Regions from separate parts of the Homo sapiens genome. Here all the other regions are linked to region 1. A link is a contact called in ENCODE Hi-C or POLR2A ChIA-PET data. All regions are on one chromosome and are shown on one strand. The core of a region is the stretch at or near the end of the contact, and the rest is flanking DNA. Distances in the headings are between cores, read along the strand shown. Region 1 overlaps TGFB1I1 (transforming growth factor beta 1 induced transcript 1). Region 2 holds the start of FBXL19 (F-box and leucine rich repeat protein 19). Region 3 overlaps LOC124903679 (a long non-coding RNA gene).

Region 1 (3,586 bases), core at 920-3,419:
ATGTTATTATTGTGTATTACAGCATTTTCTTCTAGTTCATTTTTTTATTCTGAATTTTTAAAAACGGATTTTTCACTTCCTCCCTCTTATTTATTTTGAGGCAAATTCTCACTCTTGTGACCCAAGCTGGAGTGCAGTGGTGCGATTGTGGCTCACTGCAGCCTCGACCTTCTGGGCTCAAGTGATCCTCCCAGCTCAGCCTCCCGAGTAGCTGGGACTAAAGGCGCCCGCCACCTCGCCCAGCTAATTTTATTTATTTATTGTAGAGATGGGGCTTCGCCATGTTGCCCAGGCTGGTCTCAAACTCCTGGACTCAAGTAATCCTCCCACCTCAGCCTCCCAAATGCTAGGATTAGAGGCACGAGCCACCCAGCCTGATCGTATTTTGATTTTAAAAAAATTAAAACGTTTTTATGGGCCCCTAAATGTATTGTGGGCTCCAGGCGCTGTGCCTGCTGTGCCTCATGTATAGGTCAATCCTGGAGCGCAGCTGGAAGACGGAACACGGGAGCTAGATCTCCATCGCTTACAGGCTGCGTGATCTCGAACACTGGATTCTTTATTCTGATCGCTCAGAGAGGACTCGAAAAACGCCGCGTAAATCTTGCCTCACTGGGCATGTGGTTGTCAGAGCCGCTCTGACCCGCCTCACCTCCCACTCGCAGGTGGTGACGGCTCTGGGCCGCGCCTGGCACCCCGAGCACTTCGTTTGCGGAGGCTGTTCCACCGCCCTGGGAGGCAGCAGCTTCTTCGAGAAGGATGGAGCCCCCTTCTGCCCCGAGTGCTACTTTGAGCGCTTCTCGCCAAGATGTGGCTTCTGCAACCAGCCCATCCGACACGTGAGCCCCGCCCGGCCGCACCGAGCCCGCCCTATCTCACCAGGAGAGCTGTGGGACGGGCCTCCACCGCATGGGTCCCGCCCCACCCGCGATACCCCACTCCACCCCTACCCCTTCCCCTTGGCAATGTCCACGGCCCCTTGGACTCCACTCTTCCTTTCTGACCCCCACGTTCCTAGTTAGATCTTCTCCCCCTCCCCCCACGCATGCCTTAGTCCAGTCACCCGGGTTCCGCGCGGGAGAGGAAGGCGCGAAGGCACGGAGGCCGCGCTGAGTGCCCTCTCCCTCCCTGCAGAAGATGGTGACCGCCTTGGGCACTCACTGGCACCCAGAGCATTTCTGCTGCGTCAGTTGCGGGGAGCCCTTCGGAGATGAGGGTGAGAGTGAACTCGACTCCCATCTTAAAAGCTGCGGGTCCCCTCGACGTCTCGCCCCAGCCCCTCCGACCTCCGGAGTCCTCAGGGCCATGGTTTTCCTTCTGCTCTCTTCTGGCCCTGCCCTCTCCTACACAGACTCCGGACCCGAGCCCTCCCCGCTCTGTCCCGCCATAGACCCGGCTCCTCCTTCCCCAAGGCTCCCTCGGACTGCCCCTCCTTCGGCCCCAGATCTCAGGTCTTGTGGGTCCCCCGTCCCGCCCGCACCCTTTGCTTTCAGCCCACTCGGTTCCCTCTCCTAGGTTTCCACGAGCGCGAGGGCCGCCCCTACTGCCGCCGGGACTTCCTGCAGCTGTTCGCCCCGCGCTGCCAGGGCTGCCAGGGCCCCATCCTGGATAACTACATCTCGGCGCTCAGCGCGCTCTGGCACCCGGACTGTTTCGTCTGCAGGGTGCGAGCTGCGGGGCGGGGCGTTGGAGGGGCGGGTCAAGGGTACAGGGCTGTGGGGCGGGGCCTTGGAGGGGCGGGTCAAGGGTGCAGGGCAGGGGGCGGGCCCTCGGGGGGGCGGGTCACGGGAGGTGCTGCTAGGAACCTCGGGTGGGGCGAGTTTTCCGGGCAGGGTCCCACCGGACGGGATTCTTCGCGTCTAGGGCGGGCTGCGGGGTCCCAGGGCGTTATCCGCTAGTAACGCGCGTTGTCTGGCAGTGGCCGCTGACCTGTCTGTCCTCTTTCGCGGCTTCCCTTCCCCAGGAATGCTTCGCGCCCTTCTCGGGAGGCAGCTTTTTCGAGCACGAGGGCCGCCCGTTGTGCGAGAACCACTTCCACGCACGACGCGGCTCGCTGTGCGCCACGTGTGGCCTCCCTGTGACCGGCCGCTGCGTGTCGGCCCTGGGTCGCCGCTTCCACCCGGACCACTTCACATGCACCTTCTGCCTGCGCCCGCTCACCAAGGGGTCCTTCCAGGAGCGCGCCGGCAAGCCCTACTGCCAGCCCTGCTTCCTGAAGCTCTTCGGCTGACAGCCCGCTCGGCTCGCCCTCTCCCCCGGAGGCCGCGCCCTCCCGGAAAAGCCGGGTCCTCCAGACCCCGAGGCCTTGCTCTCAGAGCGGGAGGCCCCACCCACTGGAGAGCCCCGCCCCTAAGGTACTATGAGTCCTCAGGGGTCAAGTTCAGAAACGGCCCAGCCAGACCTAAACCCACACGCCCACAAAGTGGATTGCACACAGACAAGAACTCCCGTGCGGGCCTCCACTCTATTCCCACCCTTGAGGGAGCCCCCTTACTGGGGGAGGGTCCTTGCAATTCCAGCGAATCGGAGGCCAGGCCAGGACGTCCTTGCTCCCTGCACCCTCACTGTTCTGTGCACTTTTTCTACCTACATAAACACACGCATTCCACCTCTCCCTGGTGCTGTCTCTGAATGCGCGCAGGAGCTTGGCCCTGACTCCCCACCCCCGCGCTGGCTCTGTCCCCGGCCGTCTCTAGGTCACTGCCCTGTGGCCGCAGCGGGACCTGCAGCCTCAGCCCTTGCAGGTAGCCACTCCTGCACTTCCTACTTCAAGTATCAGATGAGCCTGAGGCTGGAAAGTGTGGCGACTCGCGCAGGACTGTACAGATAGTGGCAGAGCCAGGACAAGAGCTCCAACTGGGGCCCCACCGAATATTCCCGCCCTCATTACTCTTTCTTCAGTTCTATATTTTGTTTTGTTTTGTTTTGTCCTAAGAGATGAGGTCTCACTTTGTCGCCCAGGCTGGAGTACAGTGGTGCCATAGCTCACTGCAACCTCGAACTCCTGGTCTTGAGCGATCCTCCCGCCTTGGCCTCCCAAAGTACTGGGATTGCAGGTGTGAGCCACTGTGCCCGCCCTTCCCTTTATTCTTGAAATAAGCGCTTACAGTGGTTCATGCCTGTAATCCTGGCACTGTGGGAGGCCAGGGCGGGTGAATCACTTGAGGCCAGGAGTTTGAGACCAGCCTGGCCAACATGGGGAAACCCCGTCTCTACTACAAATACAAAAATTAGCTGGGTATGGTGGCACACGCTTGTAATCCCAGCTTCTCTGGAGGCTGAGGCAGGAGAATCAATTGAACTTGGGAGGCAGAGGTTGCAGTGAGCCGAGATCACGCCACTGCACTCCAGCCTGGGCAACAGAGCGAGACTCCGTCTCAAAAAAAAAAAAAAAAAAAAAAAAAAGAAAGAAAAGAAAGGAAGAAAGAAAGAGAAAGGAAGAAGGAAGGAAGGAAGGAGAGAGAAAGAACTTAATCTGCTCCCCTCCTGCACTGCCTTTGGTTCCCAGATTTTTTCTCCTATTAAAGGGCCTTGAGGGATGGAGCTCTATTCAGAGTGCCAGCTGTGCTCACCTTTTGGTTCTGGG
Region 2 (3,653 bases), core at 382-2,881, 550 kb before region 1:
AGGGATCTACCACCGCGTGCCCCGTGCCAGAGTTGGGCACTTTGGTGACAAGAACATTGGCTTGTTTAACACTCACAACTGTGCTTCGAGGTGGGGATCATTATCCCCATTGTCCCCATTTTGCAGATGAGAAAAAGCAAGGTTTGGTGGCTTCCCGGGGCGGGGCGGGGATTCGCTGTGACTCCAGGTCCTTTTCCCCGGAGCCCGCACGTCTTGTAAGACACTGATTCCCGGAGGTCTGAGGAGCAGGAATCGAGTGGGAGGTGCCCAGGCTTTCTAGGGAACAAGAGTGTGAATGCACTCTCGACGAGAACCACGCCCCCCTGTTCGACAAGACTGATTCCTGCTGCCTTCCTTTAAGGGCCCTCCCCTGAAACGCGAAGTCCTCGCCCCATGGAGAGGCGGACATTCTTTATTCCCGGATCGCCCGACGTTTTTCTCCCCCACCCGCACTGATCCCCACTGGTGACATAAATCCTTCCCCTCCACTCGCGAGTGAAAGCTTGGGACTACATTTCCCGCCAGGCTGTTCAGAAGCCGGTGGCGGAGAGAGGAGAAAAGAGTCTTTCCGTTTCCGTCGCCTCGCAATTTGGCGTGTCCGCCGGGATTCACATTTCAACAGCGACGTCCTTTCTCTGTTGGACTCGGCAAGGAACTACATTTCCCAGCAGGCACCGGCGCAGAGGTCGAGGGGCGAGGTCGCCATCTTTTTCGTAGTCCTCTCCCTCATTTCCGCAGGGAAGAGGCCAGACGCCTGGACTACACATCCCATGTCGCAGTCGCCCCGGCCCTGCAGCCGCCATCTTTGCCGGTGGCCCCGCCCCATCCCCTTCCATTGTCTCGACTTGAGATGATAGACGGGAGCCGGGAGACTGCAACTCCCGTCAGGCCGTGCGCCACTGGTGGGGGGGATTTCGAGACCACAGGCGGGCGAGGTGCCCAAGGTGGTGGAAAGCGGAGACCGGGAGAGGCTAGGTAGCCTGCCATCTTTACGGTAGTCTCCTCGTCCTCCTGGTTCCGCCATTCTTAAGGAACACTGGAAGGCTATAAAACTACTAATCCCATCGCACCTCGTAAGATCGACTACTAGTCAGGTGTATGTCCCTCTTCCGCCATCTTGCTTGTAGTCCTCTTTCCTTTTCACCTTTCCATTGTTCCTGACGAGTAGAAATGGCAGCGGGAAGGCAGCAGATGGACTGCGACTCCCGTCAGGTACCACACACGCGGAGGGTTGTGGACAGGAGGGCGTGTGAGTGCCTGGGAAGGAGGTCGGGTCGGGGGAGAAGGCCATCTTGTTTGTAGTCATCGTTCCCTCTCCTTCTCGATGTTCTGCAACTGGGAGCCTCGGGGCAACGGGACTCTAACTCCCGGCATCCTCGGCTCCCGGCTGGGCACGCCCTCCGCCGTCCTGTTTGTAGTTCCCGCTGTCCCCAGCGTCCTATTGTTCCCCCGTAGCATCAGTGGCCGCAGGACTACAACTCCCGTCGAGCCCTGCGTGCGTTCGTCCTGGAAAGTGGAGGTGGTGGAGGAAGGAGGGGGAAGGGGGCGGGGTTCCTCTGGGAGAAGGAGGGAGTAAAGAGGGGGAGGAGGAGGAGGAGGAGGGAAGGAGGAGGGAGGGGAGGGGAGGGGGGAAGAGAGGAGGAAGGAGGAAGGAGCTGAGGAGGGATGAGAGAGGCGGCCAGGGCCCCGGGCCGTAGCAGCGCGGGGCTGGGGGACCAGGGGGGCTGAGACACCCCAACTGCCCCCTTCCCCTTTCCCTCTCCCCCTCTATCCTTTCCTTCCACCCTCCCGCTTGAGGAGGGGGATTTATTCAAATTTTATTTAAATCCCTATCTCCCGAGGGTCGCGCGCTTGGGGGAGGGGGAGAGGTCGGGGGTGCGCGCGGGCTGGGGGGGGCGGGGCCGGAGCAGCTTCCTTCACCTCCCCCTCCGCTCGCCTCGCAGCCGTAGGGCAGGGGGTCGCAGTCCAGGGGCGGGCCCAGGGGAGGGGGGCAGGTTACAGCGACCCCCCCCTCCCCGGGAACCGGCGGTGGGCGGGCTTGAACCCCGGAAACGGTGGGGGGGGCCCAGGCCTGGCACTGGACCCCTGGGCAGTGGGGTCCGGGAAGGGGCCAGTTAAAGGGCCAGGGGCGCTGGGGAGAGGCGGGGCGGGGTGGGGGGAGGGGAGCTGGGACTCGGACCCGGGACTGAGTGGGCCCCGGGCAGAAGCTGAGCACCCTGCGCCCAAGGAGCCCCCGTTGGCCTGGGGGGGCTGAGGGACTGAGCCTCCCAGAGCAGGACCTCCCCCTGGAAGGGCCGCGCCGCAGCCCGTGGGAGGGCCTCGCCCCCGGCGCCCCCCATCTCCACTCGCCGCCGTCCCGGCCTCCGCCGGAGGGAGGGGCCGAGCGCCCTCGGGGGGCCGTGGACCCCGGCGTTCTGAGCGTTCCGCGCCCCGCGCCGCCCGGCCCCCCCGCCGCCGATGGCCGCCGACCCGCCGGGAGCTGCCGAGAAGGGAGAGATGGCTCCCGGGACACGTGTGAGGTGGGTTCATGCGGCTCCTCCTCACCCCCAGACCTGGGCAGCGCCCACTCCCATTCATCCTCAGCCCGGCCTCTCTCTACCTTCCCCGCCCCCAGCCTCACCCTCTCTCTACTCCAAACTCATCTCCAGCCCTCCTTCCTATGACCTCTCCACCCTGGGGAACTGGCCCTCCTTCCTAGACCCTGCTTCCCCTTGAAAGCCCCCACCCCCGCCTGCAGTCGCCGCCCTCCAGGCCCCTCCCCTGGAGCGCTGGAGGGCCCCTTAGCCCCATGGATGGGTATGAAAGTCCCCGGAAAGGGGGAATCTGGGGTAAGACTGACTGGGAAGAGACCCTCCAGGCTTCTAATTCCACATGGGATCTTGGAGGATCTGGTTTCCATGGGAGGGGGAGCCCAAGGGATTCTAGATGATTAGGGATGAAAGCAGCCCGGGAAGCTGGGGGTCCTAGGACTGAGCCCATCCTCAGTTCTGGGAAGATGTCAGGCTGGATTCTAGAATCCCAAGGAATTTGGGAGATTGCCCAGGTGGACCTGAGGGATCCAAGAGGAGGGTGTCCTGGAGGAGGGAACCCTGTGGGGAACAAGAGGGGCTGAGATCTTGGGCTGAGAAGGGTCTCTGAAGAAGCATCTCCAGGGCTGTCAGAGCTCTGGGGAGTTAGTGGGCAGAGGAGATCGTTAGGGACTTGGGGGCAAGGATCTCGCTGGATCTGGTGAGGATAACTGGGTTGAGGGGAAGAGAGATTGGATGGCTGCTGTGGATGAAAAGGTTGGTGGGGCGGGGGGGAGGAAAAGTCCGGAGCTTCCGTCTAGGAATCTCTGGGTATCTGGGAGGTGAATCTGGGCAGTTTACCCCAGATTGAGGTTGGGGAGAGCCTGGGATATTCTACACTCGGATAACAGGGGAAGAGTTGGGATCTCTCCAAGCTAACACCACGGACAAGGAGTGCCTGGCCTTTCCAAGGAGCTCCGGTGTGGGGATGGCAGAGGAGAGGGCCTCGGTGTCCCCTCCTGCTCCCTGGGCTAGGGAAGGGACCCTGAGGAGGCGGTAGAGGAGCGAGGCCAGGAAGCAGTTCTTGGGCTCCTCTTGAGCTGCTGCAGGGAGACAGGCCTTGAGTAGAGGATTGGCCCCCAGATA
Region 3 (3,306 bases), core at 56-2,555, 660 kb before region 1:
AAGGAACTGATTATGAAATCAGAAAACCTGGGTTTTTCCTCCTAATGTGACTTAGCTGCTGTCAAAGTTTCCTCATCTGCAAAATGAGGGGGTTAGAGTACAATGGACATTCCATTATCCTCTCCAGCATCATCCCCTTAGTGCAGGCAGGCACTCTTTCAGGGATCTGTTGACAGTCCCTATTTTATTTTTAGGTGCCAACCCAGCCTTTCCCCTCCTTTTCTAGAATTTTTGTGTACAGAAAGTGAAGGTGGGGCTGGGCACCATAGTGAGACCCCGTCTCTCCAAAAAAAAAAGCCGGGCATTGTGGTGTGTGCCTGTGGTTCCAGCTACTTGGGAGGCTGAGGCGGGAGGATTGCTTGAGCCCAGGAGTTGGAGGCTGCAGCCAACTAGGATTGTGCCACTGCACTCCAGCCTGGGCGACAGAGTGAGACCCTGTATTAAAAAAAAAAGAAAAGAGGGCCAGGCACAGTGGCTCATGCCTGTAATCCCAGCACTTTGGGAGGCCGAGGTGGGTGGATACCTGAAGTCAGGAGTTCAAGACCAGCCTGACCAACGCGGTGAAACACCGTCTCTACTAAAAATACAAAAATTAGCTGGATGTGGTGGTGCATGCCTATAATTCCAGCTACTCAGGAGGCTGAGGCAGGAGAATCGCTTGAACCCATGAGGTGGAGGTTGCAGTGAGCTGAGATCGCACCACTGCAATCCACCCTGGGCGACAGAGCGAGACTCAGTCTCAAAAAAAAAGAAAAGAAGGTGAAGGTGGCTAAATAGCATAACATGTCAGAGATTTACGTGTCAGAGATTTAACATGTCAGAGATTTCCACATGTTATCAAGTCTGTTTCATGGCTAAGAACTGGAAGGGACCTTTGAGGACATCTAACCCTCATAGGACTTAACAATAGGATGAGGAAACAAGCTCAGAAATAGGCTATAACTTGCCCAAGGCCACTCAGAGAGGGAATGCCAGAGCCAGGGCCAGCTCTCAACTTCAGGCCAGAGAAGCCCAGGGTCTTCCATGAGAAATAGGGCCTGTCAGACTGGACAGGCTCCTTGGAGGTGGTCCAGTGAGTCCAATCCCTTTTTTTGCTGCGGCTTAGACGAGGGGCCGCTGAGGATTCTCCGAATTCGCTGGATCTGGACCCAGACTTCCGGGTCCACAGTGCAGCCTGAATGATCAACAGGGGAACGTGCGTTCGCCAGGGTCCCCGGGGGCAGAGGCACCTCTCCCTGGGCGGGGCCGGGGAGATTACGCAACACGGGTCTTAGTTGTCTGGGCCGCTGGGGTCGCCTCCACGGGCAGGAGCCACGGCCAGGACGTGCAGGCCGCCCCCTGCTGGTCCGTTTCGGAACCGGGCGGGTGGCCGCGGCGCTGCCCGGGTTGGGGGCATGGCTTTACAACGGTGAGCCAATCCCAGGCCGCACCGTGGATGGGGCGGGCGTTCACTTCTCCTCCCAGTCCTTTGGTTCTCTCCGCGGCGGAAGCTGTGCGGCGACCTAGCAACCGTCCTTGCCGACCCTCCCGCCGGTGACGTGGCTGCGACCCACCCTTCTTGCCATAGCCCTTTGGAAAGCGAAGGTCCCTTCAGGGCCAAAAGGACAGGGAGGTTTTTTCCTTCCTTCCTTCCCTCCCTCCTTCCCTCCTTCCCTTTCTTTCTTTCCTTTCTTTTTCTTTCTTTTCACAGAGTCTGACTTAATCACCCACGCTGCAGTGTAGTATGATCTGCTCACTGAAGCCTCTGCCTCCCGGGTTCAAGCGATTCTCCCAACTCAGCCTCCCAAGTAGCTGTACAGGTGTGCACCGCCACACCCAGCTAAATTTTGCATTTGTAGTAGATATGGGGTTTCATCATGCTGGCCAAGATGGTCTAAAGTGATCCGCCCGCCTCGGCCTCCCAAAGTGCTGGGATTACCGGCGGGAGCCACCGCTCCCGTCCAGGACAGGGATTTTGGTTGGTTGGTTGGATGGAGCCTTACAGTTTGGATGTGGTGAGCATGAAATGCATACGTTCAAGAAGCTGAGCCGACAAAGGGCTTACTCTAGGTGGACTGAAAATTCGATGTTTCCAATTCAAAACATCTGCTCTCCGAGGTGTGGGTGAAGGTATGGGGGGTCCAAAAATGTCCGAGTCCCACCACCTGATGTTGTTAGTTACACTTCTTTTTTTGTTTTGAGATGGAATTTTGCTCTTGTTGCCCAGGCTGGAGTGCAGTGGCGCGATTTCAACTCACCACAACCTCCGCCTCCTGGGTTCAAGCGATTCTTCTGCCTCAGCCTCCCGAGTAGCTGGGATTACAGGCATGTGCCATCACACCAGCTAATTTTTGTATTTTTAGTAGAGACGGGGTTTCTCCATGTTGGTCAGTCTGGTCTCGAACTCTTGACCTCAGGTGATCCGCCCGCCTTGGCCTCCCAAAGTGCTGGGATTACAGGTGTGAGCCACCACACCTGGCCTAATTTTTGTGTTTTTAGTAGAGATAGGTTTTCGCCATGTTGGCCAGGCTGGTCTCAAACTCACCTCAGGTGATCCGCCTGCCTCGGCCTCTCAAAGTGCTGGGATTACAAGCATGAGCCACCACGCCTGGCCCACGCTTGGCTAATTTTTGTTTGTTTGCTTGTGTTTTAGAGATGGGGTTTTGCCACATTGCCCAGGCTGGTTTCAAACTCCTGAGCTCAAGTGATCTGCCTGCCTCAGCCTCCCAAAGTGCTGGGATTACCGGCATGAGACACCATGCTTGACCGGTTTTATCACAGTTTTTAAAAAGTAATAATATAGTAGGCCAGGCATGGTGGCTCATGCCTGTAATCCCAGCACTTTGGGAGGCTGAGGCAGGCAGATCACCTGAGGTTGGGAGTTCAAGACGAGCCTGACCAACATGGAGAAAACCCGTCTTTACTAAAATACAAAAATTAGCTGGGTGTGGTGGTGCACACCTGTAATCCCAGCTACTCGGGAAGCTGAGGCAGGAGAATGGCTTGAACCCAGGAGTCATTGGTTGTGGTGAGCTGAGATCGTGCCATTGCACTCCAGCCTGGGCAACAAGAGTGAAACTCCATTAAAAAAAAAAATTAGCCGGGCACGGTGGCTCACGCCTGTAATCCCAGCACTTTGGGAGGCCGAGGCGGGCGAATCACAAGGTCAGGAGATTGAGACCATCCTGGCTAACACGGTGAAACCCTGTCTCTACTAAAAATACAAAAAAATTAGCCGGCATGGTGGTGGACTCCTGTAGTCTCAGCTACTTGGGAGGCTGAGGCAGGAGAATGGCGTGAACCTGGGAGGTGGAGCTTGCAGTGAGC

The links. A loop is a pair of places that touch in the nucleus more often than their neighbours do. ChIA-PET counts read pairs that join two places held with the same protein, here RNA polymerase II (POLR2A). Pooled maps may share reads with other maps.
Region 2: a loop to region 1 is called in a pooled map, with 4 times the contacts of the local background. The contact joins the promoter of FBXL19 here to the enhancer-like site in region 1. A Hi-C loop is called at or near these places in 4 of 50 pooled maps.
Region 3: a pooled map shows a loop between it and region 1 (3-fold over the local background). The contact joins two enhancer-like sites. A Hi-C loop is called at or near these places in 1 of 50 pooled maps. POLR2A ChIA-PET finds 5 or more read pairs at or near these places in 2 of 52 experiments (Caco-2 and activated CD4-positive, alpha-beta T cell).

What each region holds. Positions count from the first base shown.
Region 1 is chr16:31,475,347-31,478,932 of GRCh38, forward strand. TGFB1I1 (transforming growth factor beta 1 induced transcript 1) reads left to right here. Exons shown (of 11, transcript NM_001042454.3): 8 at 666-839; 9 at 1,135-1,216; 10 at 1,516-1,664; 11 at 1,964-2,612. The coding sequence ends at 2,230. Among named protein-coding and RNA genes, the nearest start is that of TGFB1I1, 5.0 kb to the left of the region's middle. RefSeq lists enhancers at 200-932, 933-1,664, 1,665-2,397 and a silencer at 1,691-1,780. Within about 2 kb of position 2,170, at least 14 of the 41 ENCODE cell types and tissues checked have a DNase peak (open chromatin) inside an H3K27ac peak, as active enhancers do.
Region 2 is chr16:30,921,941-30,925,593 of GRCh38, forward strand. It overlaps FBXL19 (F-box and leucine rich repeat protein 19), which reads left to right and starts at 1,632. Exons shown (of 11, transcript NM_001382779.1): 1 at 1,632-2,519. FBXL19-AS1 (FBXL19 antisense RNA 1) reads right to left here and starts at 1,329. Exons shown (of 1, transcript NR_024348.1): 1 at 1-1,329. RefSeq lists enhancers at 1-670, 411-1,230, 671-1,638, 1,261-1,350, 1,391-1,550.
Region 3 is chr16:30,813,111-30,816,416 of GRCh38, forward strand. The region is part of intron 1 of LOC124903679 (a long non-coding RNA gene); the gene reads left to right. Among named protein-coding and RNA genes, the nearest start is that of ZNF629, 28 kb to the left of the region's middle. RefSeq lists enhancers at 34-589, 590-1,144, 1,015-1,164 and a silencer at 1,185-1,514. Within about 2 kb of position 1,306, at least 30 of the 41 ENCODE cell types and tissues checked have a DNase peak (open chromatin) inside an H3K27ac peak, as active enhancers do.